2 separate regions of the Homo sapiens genome follow, and region 2 is linked to region 1. A link is a loop called in an ENCODE intact Hi-C map of the cell type or tissue named here. Cell type or tissue: PC-9. All regions are shown on one strand.

Region 1 (8,000 bases):
AGTGGTGGTGTATATTGCACAATCTTGTGAATATACTGAAAACCACTACACTGTACATTTTTAAAGGGTGAATATTATGACCTGTGAGTTATATCTGAATTAACAAAGAGGCCTTTACTGACAGGTTTCCACGTGCTTTACTACACCCACTCACTTAATACTCACAATACTCCTGTGAAATAATGACTCAGATGCCCGTTTTCCAGATGACAAAACCAAGGCAGACAGATGTTAACAAACCTGCTCAAGGTTGAACATTTAGTAAGGGATGGAGTCAGGAGTGCAACTCAGTCCTGCCTCAGGGGGCCTGGGCATTAACCTCTGTGTGGTCCTCACAAGGTGACCTCTGCATTCAGGTTCACCTATTAGTGTGGAATAGGAGATAGCAAACCTTTTCTAAAAAGAGCCAGATCACCAGTCATTTAGGCTTTGCAGGTCACAAAGTCTCTACTGCCACTATTCAGGTCTATTGCATAGCGAAAGCAGACACGGACGATATGTGAACAAACGAACGCAGCTGTGTTCCAATAAAACTTTATTTAAAAAATAGGCCAGGCACAGTGGCTCACGCCTGTAATCTTAGCACTTTGGGAGGCCAAGGTGGGTGCACTGCCTGAGCTCAGGAGCTTGAGACCAGCCTGGGCAACACGGTGAAAACTCGTCTCTATTAAAATACAAATAATTAGCCGGGTGTAGCAGCGTGCGCCTGTAGTCCCAGCTACTCAGGGGTCTGAGGCAGGAGAATTGCTTCAACCCAGGAGCCAGAGGTTTCAGTGAGCCGAGATTGTGCCATTGTGCTCCAGCCTGGGCGACAGAGCGAGACTCAGTCTCAATAAATAAATAAATAAATAAAAATAAGCTGTGGGCCAGATTTGGACCTTGGGCCGTAGTTTGCTGACCCCCAGCATAGAACAAACACTACCCCACCAACACAGTGAGTTGTTTGAGGAGAAAGTGACACAAAAAAGGACGCTCTACTTCCCTTAGGTTCCTTCTGCTTTGAGCTGAGCCTCTGAACTTTCACCTTGTGCTATAAAGCAAGGAAGGGGTTCTGGGCTGGGGGTCGGGGGAGAGGGTGTGTCTCCTGACAGGAACTATGATCCATCTTCTCCTGTCTTAACAGAACCTTCAGAAACCAGCACCTCTCATGTGCACCTTACGCTTGCTTCTTTTCTCCCGGCTTTTCTGGTGCAGCAGTTGGCACTTCTGGACAAACATGACTCACAGCCTCCTCCTCAGGGTATCTGATCTGGCTGTGACCTGTTGCAATTGGCCAACCCCACCTTGTTCAGGCTTCCCCGGCCGGTCCCACACCTTAGCCCCACCCAGAAGCAAGTGCAAACAGTGAGCACCGTAGGACATCCACAGGGCCATTCTTTAATTATGCCACGGCTGCCTCGGAAATAGGGATCTTAAAGGAACATGTGCGCAGTAGCGCTGGGCCACAAGCAAGCTGACCTGTCGGGGCAAGCCTGGTGTGGGAGAGGCCCCTCTGCTTCCTCGTTATTCTAGCTGCGTTTTTCCAGAGCTCAGGGCTTGTCCTGCTGAGAAAGTACCCTCCGAACAGCTTGGTTACTCAGTTCAGGAGCATCTCAAGTGGCCGATGGGCTGGACCAGATAGAAAAAGGGAAAAAACCCTCACCCCACCAGCTCAGCCGCACCACGGAGCTCTCAAGTTTCCTCTGGCTCACATTTTCCCGGTCACGTTACTGGGAAGAACACGCTGTTCTCAGGGTTTGTTTGCGTCTCTACTTTGGGCCTCTTCTGACGATGCTGCGAGGGAGAACTTGGGTCTAAGAAGCTGCCAGTTCCCTCACGTCGCCACAAGTCAGTTCTGCACCGGGAGCCAGAACTCCTCGGCAAATGTTGATTGGGAAACTGGTGGAGTGACAGATTGCCTCCAGAACAGGATTTACCGAGCGCCCTTCCCACGTGATGTTCCGGGGGCGGTCAAGCTGTCTAGCAATAAGGCAAGGGGTTTAGGGGCTCTGACTTGGAACCTCTAAAACCATGCAGGCACACAAACCCTGGCAAGGGTGGGACACGTTACAGGTACTGCTGGGTCAGCTGGCGTGGGACCCCGCGGAGGAACCAGAACTGGCATCGCTAGGGGCTATTATGTGGGCAGAGAAGGCCGTTTCAGGAGAAGGGGCCCAGGCAGGCTCCGGTGGCCGCAGGAGAGGGGGTTGGGAAGTGTAGCTCCCAAGTGTCACTCCTGACGCATACAGATTTTAACTTTGGGTAACAGGCACATCCTAAAACACTCTGGGCCTCTGGGCTGGGCATTCTCCATTCTCTCTAAGCCATGCACCCCTTTAATACAACACTGCAGTTTTGATGACATTCTAGGGTAGGCCCTGGGTAGAGAACCTCTGCTATATGCTTCAAGAGCCTGGTTCTGCAGGGACCGAGGGATCGTCCTCTCTCCACGCACTTTCAGAACCTGTGTGCAAAGGGACAGCAGCCTTCCTCTGGGTCATTCCTACTTCGGCTGGGGATGGGAAGAGCTCTGTGCTGTGGTCTGAATGTTTGTGCCTCCTGCCCCCAATTTGTGTTTGAAATCCTAACCCCCAAGGCGATGACATTAAGAGGAGGGGCCTTTGGGAGGTGATTAGGCCAGGAGGGCAGAGCCTCCATGGAGAGGATCAGTGCCCTTATAAGAGAAGCCCAAGGGAGCTGGTTTGCCCTTCCACCGTGTGAGGATGTGGGGCTGTCGGCAAATGGGCCCTCTCTAGCCACTGAGTCTTCCTGTGCCCTGAACTTGGAGTCTCCAGCCTCCATAACTGTGAGAAGTAAACTTCTGTTGTTTATGAGCCACCCAGTTAAAAAGATATATTAATAGATCAGACTAAGGCAGTTTTGGAGCTGGGAGAAGTCCCGGCAACAGAGAGCAAGTGCTTGCTGGGATCTGCCTTTGGATAGGAGGCGTTGGGTGGTTGGTCCATGATGGTGGTGGCATATCTTGCCACTGGTGTGGGCACGACTTCCCATTGGTGGGCGTGCACTGCAGTCAGGCCCTCCATGGCATAAGGAGGTAACTGATTTCTCAAGCATGAACAATGAAGAGTCGACAGGACAGGTGAGAGTTGGTTGTGGGTGGCAGCCCAGGCACTGCCACTCATCAGACTGATTCACTGGAATCATTTGGCCAGAAGCAACAACAAAATCATATTCTTCTCCCATTAACAAGTTAGAACTGAGATATTCTCTACCACAGCTTGAGTGGCACTTGGTTACTGTATCTTTTAGGCTCCCAACATGGAAAACAGGCCTCTAATCTGTTTCCTACCATTTACTTGAACACCTCTATCTAAATGTCAGTGACGCTCCGTCTTCTGGCCCACATTCCCCTAGCAGATGCTGGTATGACTTAGGAGCTGGCATTGGTTCTGATGGGTTGGTTCTATATGCTAAATATTTAACTGCATGCAACCTATCACATTTAGTATTTATATAACCCAAAAGAACCACTCCACACCAACAAGGTTAGTCTCTTTTAGTTATTTTGAACCCCTACTGCCCAGCACAGCACCATGCGTGAACTGAGTAACTGCTGAACACGTGTATCTCTGTGCCCACCTTGCTCTGTGCTTCTGGGTCCACACTGCCCCATCGCTGGGGACACTCCTCCATCCATCTCAGTGCTGTCAGCCCTTAGCCTTGCACAAGACCCATTTCCTCTGCCCTTCCACTCTCCTGCCAGCCTAGCCCAGCCCAAAGGTGTTCCATGTCTACAGACTGACAGCACCTTGAGGGCAAGGGCCACACCCCCTCGCATCCCCAGGGATCACTCCCCCAGGGCAACACAGGACAGACAAGATAAAATCTGCGCTCATTGGATTCCTGCTGAATGACCGGAATGCTAACACAGACAGGAAAGCTTGGAAACTTCTCAGCTCTTGGTTGCAGTACATAAAGCGTCCATTTGGAGGGACTCTTGGACAAGGAAAAACCACCCAGGCCTTTTCACGGGCGAAGAAAGCCAGGCCAAAAGGAGTGGCACACTTTTTTGAAAATGTTAAATGCTTTGAAGAAAGAATCTCTGTACCCACAAAGACAAAAGAGCACAGGATGTATCTCCACTTACAGGAAAAATGGGTCAGAAAGGGACTTTTGCTCTTGGTTAAATAGTGATCACGTGGAACTTCTCTAGATTTCAGGAAATAAAATGCACAGGTGTCATCAACCACGATGAACAATTTTTGACTGGGTAATTATAGACTGAGATTCTGTGTACAAACTGGGTCTGGGTGCTGTCTAGTTCACTGCATTTGTTCTATTTATGCTGTATCAAGTCTGCTGACACCGTCTGTGTTTATGAATGTTGCAGAATTTCTGATGTGATCTCTTTCATGTTTAGAAATAATGACCCCTAAATTTTGTGATATTTGTTTCCTTATTACCAGAGACAAAGGCAAGAATAATGAGATACACTAAAAATACACCTGATCAGACATCGCCTCACAGCTTCATATGGCCCTGTACACAAACCTGGACTGAGGGACATTAACCATTTTCTTATTTGGAACCTATTTAGTGAATATTCTATTTTGCTGGTGAGGCTGGCTGCTTGGTGATAAGAGTGAATTTCTGTCCCATTCACGTACCAGAAAACACAGGTTGGCAACTCATCAACCAAAATTCTACTGGAACAAAACTTACATAAGAGAATTCGGAGGACTGTGGTATAAGATGAGAAACAACAATGTTTAGTCCTTGGAAAAAGATCATAAATATTTCATTACTTTCCCTTTTACAATTAGTGGGACATAAAATTTTACATTAAAGTTCTATAATTCTGATGTTTCAAAAGAAAATGAAACCTAGTTGTGAGAGAAATATTTCCCAGGTTATGAGAGACTGAAACGATTCTGCATAAACAACGTAGGAAGATATTTAAGAAAATTTTTTTCTTATTATAGGAGTAACGGGTGCACCCATCATACAAGAAATTTAAAGACATAAAAATATAAAGAAGAAAACTAAAACAACTATACTTCTGCATGGGAGAACCAACATTGGCACATTAGCATGTTTATGGCCAGTATCTTCCACATCTATCTACATTGAAATATTTATTTTTATAGAATTCACATCACACTAGGAATAAAGTTTTAGAACCTGCCTTTATAACAAAGTATGCTTTGAAAACATTTTAAATGTCTAACATCTCATTTTATGGCTAATCAGAATTTATTTAATCAATTCCCTGTTTGGGGGCATCTACAAAGTTTATCATTTTTCACCTTTACAAATAACATAGCAACTGATCATCTTCATGCATAAATATTCATTGAAATTTCTGATACTTTTTTTCTTGTTCTATTTATGCTGTGCAAGTCTGATCATACCCTGTGTGTTTAAGAACGCCACAGATTTTCTGATGCAAAGAAGAATAAGAATACATTCTTGGAAGTAGCTTAAAGGATGGAAATTATTCAAGATTCTTGGCATACATTGCCAAATTACTCCTCTAAAAGTTTACCACAATCCTACCAAAACCATATCAAGAAGTGGTGAGAAAAGTAAAGAATAACACTGTAATTTTGACTTTCTTATTTTTGAGGTTAAATTTTTTTTCCATGGTTATTTGCCCATTTGTATTTATTTCTGCCTGACTTAACTCCTTATTCAAGTTTTCTAGAAGGTAGTAACAAGTTTTCTTACTGTGTTAGAAGAGTTGTTGAGATATAAATGATAAAAGCCTTTTGTCATAGTTGCTGCAAACTGTGTTACATGTCACCATTCTTCTAGAAACAGAGAAGCTTAACTTATTATGTAGTTAAATCTGTCAAACATTTCCTTTTATTTTTTCCATTTCTTTTAGGCTTACAAAAACCTTGCCCTTTCTGAGATTAGCTTAATATTCACCTAAGTTTTAATTATTTTGTTTCTTTCTTATATTTAACTCTTAAGACCATTTGAAATTTATTTTGGTGTACAGTGTGAAAGAAGATCTCATTTATTTTCCTCCAAATGTTTAGACAACTTCTCAACATTATTAGTGGAATAAGCCCTATCTTTCCCATTGGTCTGTGTGGCTTCTGTTTGTTAATGTTCGCTCTGTTTTCAGGGCCATGTATTTTATCTTCTTCAACTTTCTGCTAATTTGTGCAACAAGCTTAGACTTTAAATTGTTCTAGATTTCCAATGCATGTTAGTGGTACAAGCCCCCGACTCGGCTTTCTCCATCCAGGTACACAGAGTTTCCTGACTTGGGGCAATTCTACTTCCACTGCTTTCTTTCTTTCATCTCATAAATCACTGCCCATCCTTTTTCTCAGTGTTTATGGGTCATTTTACTTTACGTGTAGGTCTCATTCATAGGATATCGCTGAACTTTAGCAAAACATCCCATCTGAAAATGGTGGGCAGTTTAATCTGTTACCTTATCCTCAATATTCGTACCCACAAGTACGTACCTGATAAGGTACTCAGCACCTTGGACATATTAACTAACCTCCGCAATAACCCTACTTGGTATCCACATTTTATAGACGAGGAAAGCTGAGGCTTGGAGAGATTAAGCAGTACCTAGGACAAGGTCACCCAGCTAGCAAGGGGAGGGGCTGAAAACACAGGCAGCCCCATTCCAGTACATTCTTAAACCCCCCCACTTCTTGGCTGCCTCTGTCGTGTGGAGCTTCACTTGTTGTTGTCCCTCTGTCTCCTAGTTACTTGCTTTGTTTTCAGTCTTTTTTTTTTTTTTTTTTTTTTTTGAGATGAGTCTCCCACTGTCTCCTGGGCTGGTGTGCAATGGTGCAATCTCGGCTCACTGCAACCTCTGCCTCCCGGGTTCAGGCCATTCTCCTACCTCAGCCTCCCAAGTAGCTGGGATTACAGGCGCACACCACCACACCAGGCTAATTTTTTGTATTTTTAGTAGAGATGGGGTTTTGCTAGGTTGGCCAGACTGGTCTCGAACTCCTGACCTTGTGATCTGCCCACCTCGGCCTCCCAAAGTGCTGGGATTACAGGCATGAGGCATTGCACCCAGCCTTCACTCTTTTACTATACTCTGTTTTCTTTGCATTTATTTTTTCTATAATTTTTTTAAATTTATTTTTGAGATAGAGTCTCACTCTGCCACCCAGGCTGGAGTGTAGTAGTGTGATCATGGCTCACTACAGCCTTGACCTCCTGTGCTCAAGCAATCCTCCTACCTCAGCCTCCCGAGTAGCTGGGACTACAGACACACGCCATCACACCGGTCATTTCTGTGTTTTTTTTGGGTAGAGATGGCGATTTCACCATGTCCAGGCCCATCTTCAATTCCTGGGTTCAAGCAATCCTCCCACCTCAGCTTCCCAAAGTGATGGAATTGCAAGTGTGAGCCACAATGCCCGGCCAAAATTTTTAAAATGTTGTTTAAATTCTACTGCTGACTATCTCAAGATTCACCCCAAAACATTTTTTATCCTACATTTCTCCGATCACCAAAGGAAAGAATGAGATAGCATCTTCTGACTCCTCTCCCCAAGGGTATGAAGCATTGTGCATGCTCTGTTCTTACTCCCTGTGAGCTCCCATCCTACTTCCTCTTTTTGTTACTGTAAAATTATCTGGAGTATGGGATCTCTAATGCTTGTCATAATTTTTATATGAGTTACAGTTTTGATAGCTGTTTTCCACATTAACAGGTTCAACTGATTTTAGTGCTTACTGCTTATCCTTATATGACTTCCCATCCCTGAACTTTTAATTTTACTTCATCTTGCCGTCCTCTTTAGCTCGCCTTTAAATAATTTTCAAGAAAGTGTGGGTGATGTATATTCTGAGCTCTTGCATCTCTGAGAATATGCCACGACTGGCAACTTGGCTGGGTGAGAAATTTGGGGCCAATTCACTTTGTTCTTCCAAACTCTGTAAGTGATGTTTTCTTATCTCTTAAAATTTAGTAGTGCATACGATTAGAGGTCTAGTGACAACCTGGTTTTTGTTCTCCTGTAGGTCACCTATATATTCTGAAGAAAAGACATTTGTTTTCTTTCTTTGTAATT
Region 2 (8,000 bases), 1.4 Mb after region 1:
GGCTTCAGCCGGTCCCTCCATTTGGGGTTCCTGGCTTCCCACAACAAGCAACAGTAATTGAACCTCTCATCAGCAACAAGACAGGACAAAAGATGATGAAATACTATCTGAATTCCCAAGGAGAAATTACTCTCAACCTATCTTTTTCAATTCACCTAAATGATTATTTAATAGTAAATGATTAAAATAATAATAGGGTAAAATAGTGTTGAGGATAAAATAAAGACATTTTTAAAACAAAAAAATAGACTTTTCTCTCAAGGCCATCAGTGAGAGAATCACTAAAGGATGCACTTCAGTACAAAGAAAACTGGACCAGGAAAAAGAAGTGGTATCCAAAGAGGAGTGATGAGCACAAATTTGGGTAAACTTGTAGCTGATGCTAAAAAAGAATTGACTATAATACACAATAATAACACCGCTAATGAGTTATTTTGTTTAAAAACATAATGAAATTAATAATAATATGGCACAAAGTTTAACAGACTTTGACCTTGAGCTAAATCCAGCCAGTAGCTTATTTTTGTAGTCTTCTGATAAGAATGACTTTAGTTTTGTTTATTGTGTTAAGATATTCATACCATCAAATTTATGATTTTAACCATCTTTAAGTGTACAGTTCAGTGGTATTAAGTACATTGTTGTGCAACCATCACCACCATCCGTTTCCAAAATTGTTTTTGTCTTCCTGAACTGAAACTGTGTGCCCATTAAACACTGATTCCCCAGTCCCACCATCCCTATCCCAGCCCCTGGCAACTACCATTCTACTTTCTGTCTCTGTGAATTTGACTACTCTAGGTATCTTATATAAGTAGAATTGTTACCAGAAAGGGGTCCTGATCCAGACCCCAAAAGAGGGTTCTTGGATCTTGAGCAAGAAAGAATTCAGGGCAAGTCCACAGAGGAAAGTGAAAGCAAGTTTATTAAGAAAGCAAAAGAATAAGGAATGGCTACTCCATAGGCAGAGCAGCAGCTTGGGCTGCTGGACTAGGATACTTATAGTTATTTCTTGATTTATATGCTAAAGAGGGGTTTAATTATTTATGAGTTCTCTGGGAAAGGCATGGGCAGTTCCCGGAACTGAGGGTTCCTCCCCCTTTTAGGCCATATAGGGTAACTTCCTGACAATGCCATGGCATTTGTAAACTGTCATGGCACTGGTGGGAGTGTCTTTTAGCATACTAATGCATTATAATTACCACATAATGAGCAGTGAAGGTGACCAGAGGTCACTTTCGTCACCATCTTGGTTTTGGTAGGATTTGGCTGGCTTCTTTACAGCAGGCTGTTTTATCAGCAAGGTCTTTATGACTTGTATCTTGTGCTGATCTCCTATCTCATCCTGTGACTAAGAATGCCTTCACCTCATGGGTGCAGCCCAGTATGTCTCAGACATATTTTACCCAGCCTCTATTCAAGATGGAGTTGCTCGAGATTGAACACCTCCAACAGAATCATACAGTATTTGTCCTTTTATTACTGGCTTATTTCACTTAGCATAACATCTTCAAGGTTCTTCCATGTTGTGGCATGTGTCAGAATATCCTTCCTTTTTAGGTTGAACAATATTCCTTTATATGTATAGACAACATTTTGTTTATCCATTCCTCCACTGATGAACATTTGAATTGTTTCCAAAGTTTAGCTATTATGATTAATGCTGCTATGACCACAGGTATACAAATATCTGTTTGAGTCCCTGCTTTCAATTCTTTTGGATATCTAACCAGAAATGGAATTACCGCATCGCATGGCAACTCTGTTTTCAATTTTTAAAGGAAACACTATACTGTTTTTCATAGTGGCTACACCATTTTTCTGTTTTATTTTGTTTGGTGTTTATAACAGACATTCTAGTTGGTGTGAAGTCATATCTCATTGTAGTTTTGATTTGCATTTTCCTGATGATTAGTGATGTTGAGCATCTTTTCAGGTGCTATTGGCCATTTGTATATCTTCTTTGGAGAAATGTCTATTCAAGTCCTTTGCCCACTGCCCCTCCACTCCCCCCCCCTTTTTTTTTTGAGACAGAGTCCCTCTCTGTCGCCCAGGCTGGAGTGCAGTGGCATGATCTTTGCTCACTGCAACCTCCGCTTCCTGGGCTTTGGTGATCCTCCTCCTCAGCCTCCTGAGTAGCTGGGACTACAGGCATGCACCACCATGCCTGGCTAATTTTTGTATTTTTGACAGAGATGGGGTTTCACCATGTTGCCCAGGCTGATCTCAAACTCCTGAGCTCAAGTGATCCGCCCATCTCGGTCTTCCAAAGTGCCGGTATTACAGGCATGAGCCACCACACCTGCTCCTTTGCCCATTTTCTAATCAAGTTGTTTGTTTTTGTTGTTATTGTTGAGTTGGAGGAATTCTTTATATATTCTGGGTATTAAACCTTTATCAGGAAAGGGTGATTGATATTACATTTTTTAGTGGTTGAAGGAAAGGGAAGAAGAAAGAAGAAGGAGGAGGAGGAAGAGAGACCACATGTGGCCTGCAACGTCTAAAATATTTATTAACTGACCATTTACTGAAAAAGAAATTGTTGACATAGAAGATGAGAGGGACGGTAGATGAGAAAAGGAGAATAAAGATAAAATTTTACCTTTTTTTAAGCATTAGAAATAATTAGGGCAAAATGTTAACTTTAGGCAATTCTAAGTAATATACATATGGATGTTTATTATATAATTTATTGTATTTTCTGTATTTTCAAAATTCCAAAATTTATTTTTTTACTTTATTTTATTTTTTGAGACAGAGTCTTGCTCTGTCACCTAGGCTGGAGGGCAGTGGTGAGATCTCGGCTCACTGTAACCTCCACTTCCCGGGTTCAAGCGATTCTCCTGCCTCAGCCTCCCAAGTAGCTGGGATTACAGACACCTACCACCATGCCCAGCTAATTTTTGTATTTTTAGCAGAGACAGGGTTTCGTCATGTTGGCCAGGCTGGTCTCAAACTCCTGACCTCAGGTGATCTGTCCGCCTTGGCCTCTCAAAGTGCTGGGATTATAGGCGTAAGCCACTGTGGTTGGCCAAAATTCCGAAATTTAAATATAGATTACATACATAATATATAACGTGTGTATATACAGAGAAAGAGAGAATAAATGGCATTAGGCTTCAATTGGAGTGTTTCTACCACTTGTAAGTGGGGAAATCACATCTGCAAACTGAAGGTGGTCTCCCGCCTCCCAACACTGTAGTGAGGACTAAATGTGAGCAGGAATTCACGAGGGGATCTTTAAATGTAGGCCTGTAAGCTGTGGTTGTCTGAATCCCTAACTCCCCATGATGGAGTCCTTCACGACAAAACAACTTGATAGCTACCTACGGGTTAAGGTGAGGGAATAAAGCGTGCAAAAGTTAGAAGATGGACTGTGAAAACGTTTTCTAAAGGCTCTGTAGGGAGACCTGCTGTAATGTGCCCAGGACCAGCCCAGAGTATGACTTTGGTCACATTCGTTTAGCCCCTCCGTACCCCAGCTGCCTCGTCTAACACACTGCGCTCCCCTTTCCCTAAACATGATGGGTCAGGGAGACAGAAGTGCGCTTCGTAAAGCATAGAGCTTCTCACAAACATCCTGGTGATGCTTTCCACAAGCCTCTCCATGTTCCCATGGAGTAACCGCTGTATTAGAGGTGGCATAGTGTTCCCCTGACACCTGTGCCAGTACCAGGCGCATAGCCACAGCGCTCCATGCATGCGCCACACAGACAGTCCATGCCTGCATGGACCAGACTGTGCATGGACCAGAGTGTGGCCCTGGGCGCTTGTGTGCACACGCGCACCTCTATGCACGCAGGCTCCCGCCCCTCCTTAGACATAGCTGATGCTGCTGTAACCAGAGCCAATATCCCAAGCCAGCTGTCCCTAATAAATATACTCCCCCCACTCCCAGGAGTCCATGAATACTCTCATTCTGTTCTTCCCAGAAGAAAAAGAGACTGCCCCTCCCTCAGTCGCCTCTCATGAGGCCATACACAGGTCTCTCCTACCAGCTGAATAGTTTAAAAGATTGTTTTCTGATCCCGTTTATCCCCCCTACATGCCACCCCATTCTGGTCCCTCTGGGTGCCCCAGCTCAAGCCTCACCCCCTCAGCAGGGGAGCTGTAATCCCTCAGGTTGTCGTCAAAGATGAATGAGGGACCAGGCACAGTGGCTCATGCCTGTAATCCCCGCACTTTGGGAGGCCAAGGCAGAAGGATTACTTGAGCCCAGGAGTTCAGGACCAGCCTGGGCAACACAGGGAGACCCCATCTCTACAAAAAGCATTAAAAAATTAGCCAGGTGTGGTGGCAAGTGCCTGTAATCCCAGCTACTTGGGAGGCTGAAGTGGGAGGATCACCAGGAGTTCTAGGCTGCAGTGAACTATGATCACCACTGCACTTTAGCTTAGGTGACAGAGCAAGACCCTGTCTCTAAAAAAGAAAAATGAATGAGGCTTCGTGGGCCTCCAGTCCTAGGAGTCAGAGCTTGACACAAATGCCCTTCGAGAGTGGGATTCTTCTGGCCGCAGTCGGCAGGAGAGGGAGGGGGTTTTCTTTCTTTCTGCTGGAGATTTTCTGCAGAGGGTTCCAACCCTCACTCAAAGCCACTAGGGACAGAGCCTTGCCTCCCTCCTCCCAGCCTCCCCATCCCTGGTCCCCATAAGCTCACAATAGCCAGGAGAGCCACATAAGGGCCCCACAGTCACCCAGGGTTGCACAGGTAGACAAGATGCTTCTCTCTCATGGGTCCCCACTTTGGCCAGCTTATCCTGCTACCCCCACACCCCAATCTGGCTTTCCAAAAAGGAAGGCACCGTTCTTCAAGCCCCTCTCCCTTCTCTGACACAGGTCTCTGAATGCTAACAAGAAACTCCCAGCCGCCTCTCTTTAGGGATCTGTGAGCCTAGGACTCCCTCTTCTGGTGAAGTGTGAGGAGGTGACAGCTGCCCAGAGGGGAGGGCTGACCTCTGAAGCTGGGGTGTGTGAGGCATGAAGTATCCCCGGATCCCGGCTTCCTTCAGCCTTCCCAGCTCATGAATCATTGGCCTTCTTCTTTTCTTCCTCAGCAAATAAGCAGGAAGCAGCCCTGCCTCCTCTCAGACTCAATGATTTCACCCTGTTAGTGGTGTTCGTTCATTCTCACACTGCTGTAAGGAACTAACTGCAGCTGGGTAATTTATTTAAAAAGAGGTTTGATTGACTCACAATTCCACATGGCTGGAGAGGCCTCAGGAAACTTACAATCATGGCAAAAGGCAGAAGAGAAGCAAGTATCTTATTCACAAGGCAGCAGGAAAGAGAGAGAGCCCGAGGAGATGCCAAACACTTATAAAACAATCAGACCTTGTGAGACTCAATCACTATCGTGAGAACAGCATGGGGGAAACCGCCCCCATGAGCCAGTCACTTTCCACCGGGTCCCTCCCTCAACATGTGGGGATTACAATTCCAGATGAGATTTGGGTGGGGACACAGAGCCAAACCATATCAGGCTAGAAGGCCTCAAAAATCTAGGAAACCCTCTACCTAAGTGAGAGCCAGTAGGGGGATCCCAAGAGCACCATGTTGAATGGTTTATGTGTTAGTCAACTAAGAACCTCCTTGTTCTCCCACCCTACCTCTGCTTTTCCGGGGTCCCCCCTCCGACCCCCCTGCAGACATCCCAGCTGCAACAGCCCAAGCCCAAGGAGGGAAGGAACCTTACCTTTGAATGAAGTTCCAAGTTTTGCTTATTACACTAACATTGAACTGCATACAGAACTAAATGGAGACTGTCCTTGTCACTGATCATACCTGGAGGATCTGTATTATCTAAAAGTGACCAGAAAAGTTATGGGACTTCTCAGAGTTTTCATCCAGGTTTAGGAAAAGAAATAACTTGCAGCATAGGTTTAAAGGAGCATCTTGGGGAAAAAACAAAACTGTTTTTTTCTTGCACTACATAAGGTTCTGAGCAGCCAACACAGTTATATCCATATCACTCTATAGGTTTCCAAGCAGCCCTGTGAAGAAGGTCAAATTGTTACTCCCAGTTCACAGATGAGGAAATCAAGGAGCTGTTCCAAGCTGGAAAGGCAGGCGGCAGGATTCCCACAGCCCACAGCCCTGCACTCCCCCAACATGGACTAGATCCAATGCCCCCAGCTTGCTCCTCAAGCAATGATAGCACCTCCATGAGGGAATCAACTTTATTCCCAGGACCTCACTTGGTGTTTGACACCTAGCCGGTGTTCAGCCTTGAGCAAGTGGAAAGCACCCAACCATGGAATACAGCATAGCTACATTTTATAGGCATTTACCAAATATTGGCCAAACAGAAACTAACTGGTCACTCCCGTCTCCTCTTGCCCCACCTCTTGCATTATGTTATGTTATGTTATGTTACGTTATGTTATGTTAGTGTAACCCATTACCCCCAAAACTGTGTAATAATTCCACTGTGGGAGAGACCAAGTGTCCGCCAATATCCACTCTCCCCATCTTCCTTCCTCTAGCTAAATCTCTAGAAGTTTAACTACTCACAAACTGGCCTAACTGAAGACTACATTTCCCGGACTCCCGTGCAGCTAGCCATGGTCATGTGACCAAAGGCCAACCAATGGGATGTGAATGGAAATGACCCATGCTACTTCCTGGTTGTGAACTTAAGATGAAGCCACCTTCCCACCATTGCCTCTTTTTCAGTTATCCCCTGGGTATGGGCATGGGTGTAGGGGTGGTGAACCAGCTTCAATCACTACCTCAAGGCAGTGGTTCTCAAGCTCACCTGGACATAGACATCACCTGGGAGAGGCGCTAAAAAAAATCCCAGTGTCACAGCTCTGTGCGTGTGCCCTGGACAGCGGGATCTTTCAAGTTTCCCCAGTGGATTCTAATGTCCAGACAAGATGGAGGAGCATCATACTTGTGACCAGGGGATGGGTGGAGCAACAAGATAAAAAAATTTATTGGTTGTTGGATTTTTTTTTCTCTTCCCTGGCCTCCATTCACTTCCAGCCCATGACCTGGACTGCCCTACTGCCTTTAGGCAACTCTGTGTTACAGACAGAAACTCTGTCATGTTTGAACCCACTTCCTCCCTTCTGAGGTCTATTTATTACTGAACTATAGCCTGGACTTTATTTAATCCAACCAGTGGATTCTGGAGCCTTCTGTCATTGACGCTCTATCCATGTGGATCTTAGTTTCCATGTGGGCTTAGTTTCTCTTTAGGACCCTGGGGGCTTAGGAGAGGAACCCTTAAACACTGATATACAAACCTAGGGTTGAGATTCTCCTTATTTCTTGACATTGGCTGGTAGTAAACTAAGGGTGTGGATTGCTTCGCCTTTCATCTCATTTTAGATCAGCATTGCAAATAAAGGCATCAGGTTAACAGCTCACTCACTCTTCCAAGAAAGGACCAGACTCTCTCACTTACATTCTGGGGGAAAATTTTTCTTAGCCCTTTGTGAGTGACTCTTGTGAGCCCAGTGGAATAGATTCAGTAAAATCTACAATGAGCAATGGTCTTTAAGTATTGAAGCTCTGTGTTTTCCCTACGGGGATTAGCAAATCTAGGTTTCAGCCATGCACCCACCCAACATTCATTTGTAGAAGTGTGCAGAGATGAGTCAGCAACCCCAGTATTTATGGGCTAAATAAGTTGTCAGAGGTTAAAAGCAAGTCAGGGGCTCTTATCTACTAATTGAATTCTGAGGAAGTTGAGGGCTAAAGGGGAGGGGTATAATGAGTGGTTTGGCAAACCACTTGATTTTTTTCTCCTGTGAGGACTTCCTATGCAACTTTTAAGAGCTGTTTTATTCACCGCGTAGCCCTTAATCGCAACCCGCTGTCCAATCTAATTATGATCCCAGCAGTGCCGTTTGGGGCAATACTTCAGAGCATGCGCAGAAACCAGGGACAAGTACATACGCTGTAATCTCTAGTGCGGGGTTTCTCAACAGTGGCACCACTGGTGGTTTGAACTGATAATCTTCTGTTGTGGGAGCTTCTGTGCATTGTAGGATACT

What was found. Peaks named below come from ENCODE experiments on the same cell type or tissue, not always from the same donor. Only the 100,000 strongest peaks of a DNase experiment are listed, where the experiment ranks them.
Region 2: it touches region 1 in a loop (22-fold over the local background); 6 of 110 quality-filtered maps call a loop at or near these places.

Annotation. Positions count from the first base shown.
Region 1 is chr17:66,669,929-66,677,928 of GRCh38, reverse strand. The region is part of intron 5 of PRKCA (protein kinase C alpha); the gene reads right to left. Among named protein-coding and RNA genes, the nearest start is that of MIR634, 110 kb to the left of the region's middle. RefSeq lists an enhancer at 965-1,734. In PC-9, a CTCF peak has its summit at 3,919; DNase peaks (open chromatin) are centred at 58, 1,298 and 3,818; H3K4me3 peaks cover 309 bases; H3K27ac peaks cover 1,553 bases.
Region 2 is chr17:65,228,805-65,236,804 of GRCh38, reverse strand. No RefSeq gene overlaps it. Among named protein-coding and RNA genes, the nearest start is that of RGS9, 95 kb to the right of the region's middle. In PC-9, CTCF peaks have their summits at 4,691 and 4,890 (motif pointing left); DNase peaks (open chromatin) are centred at 5,004 and 7,604; H3K27ac peaks cover 276 bases.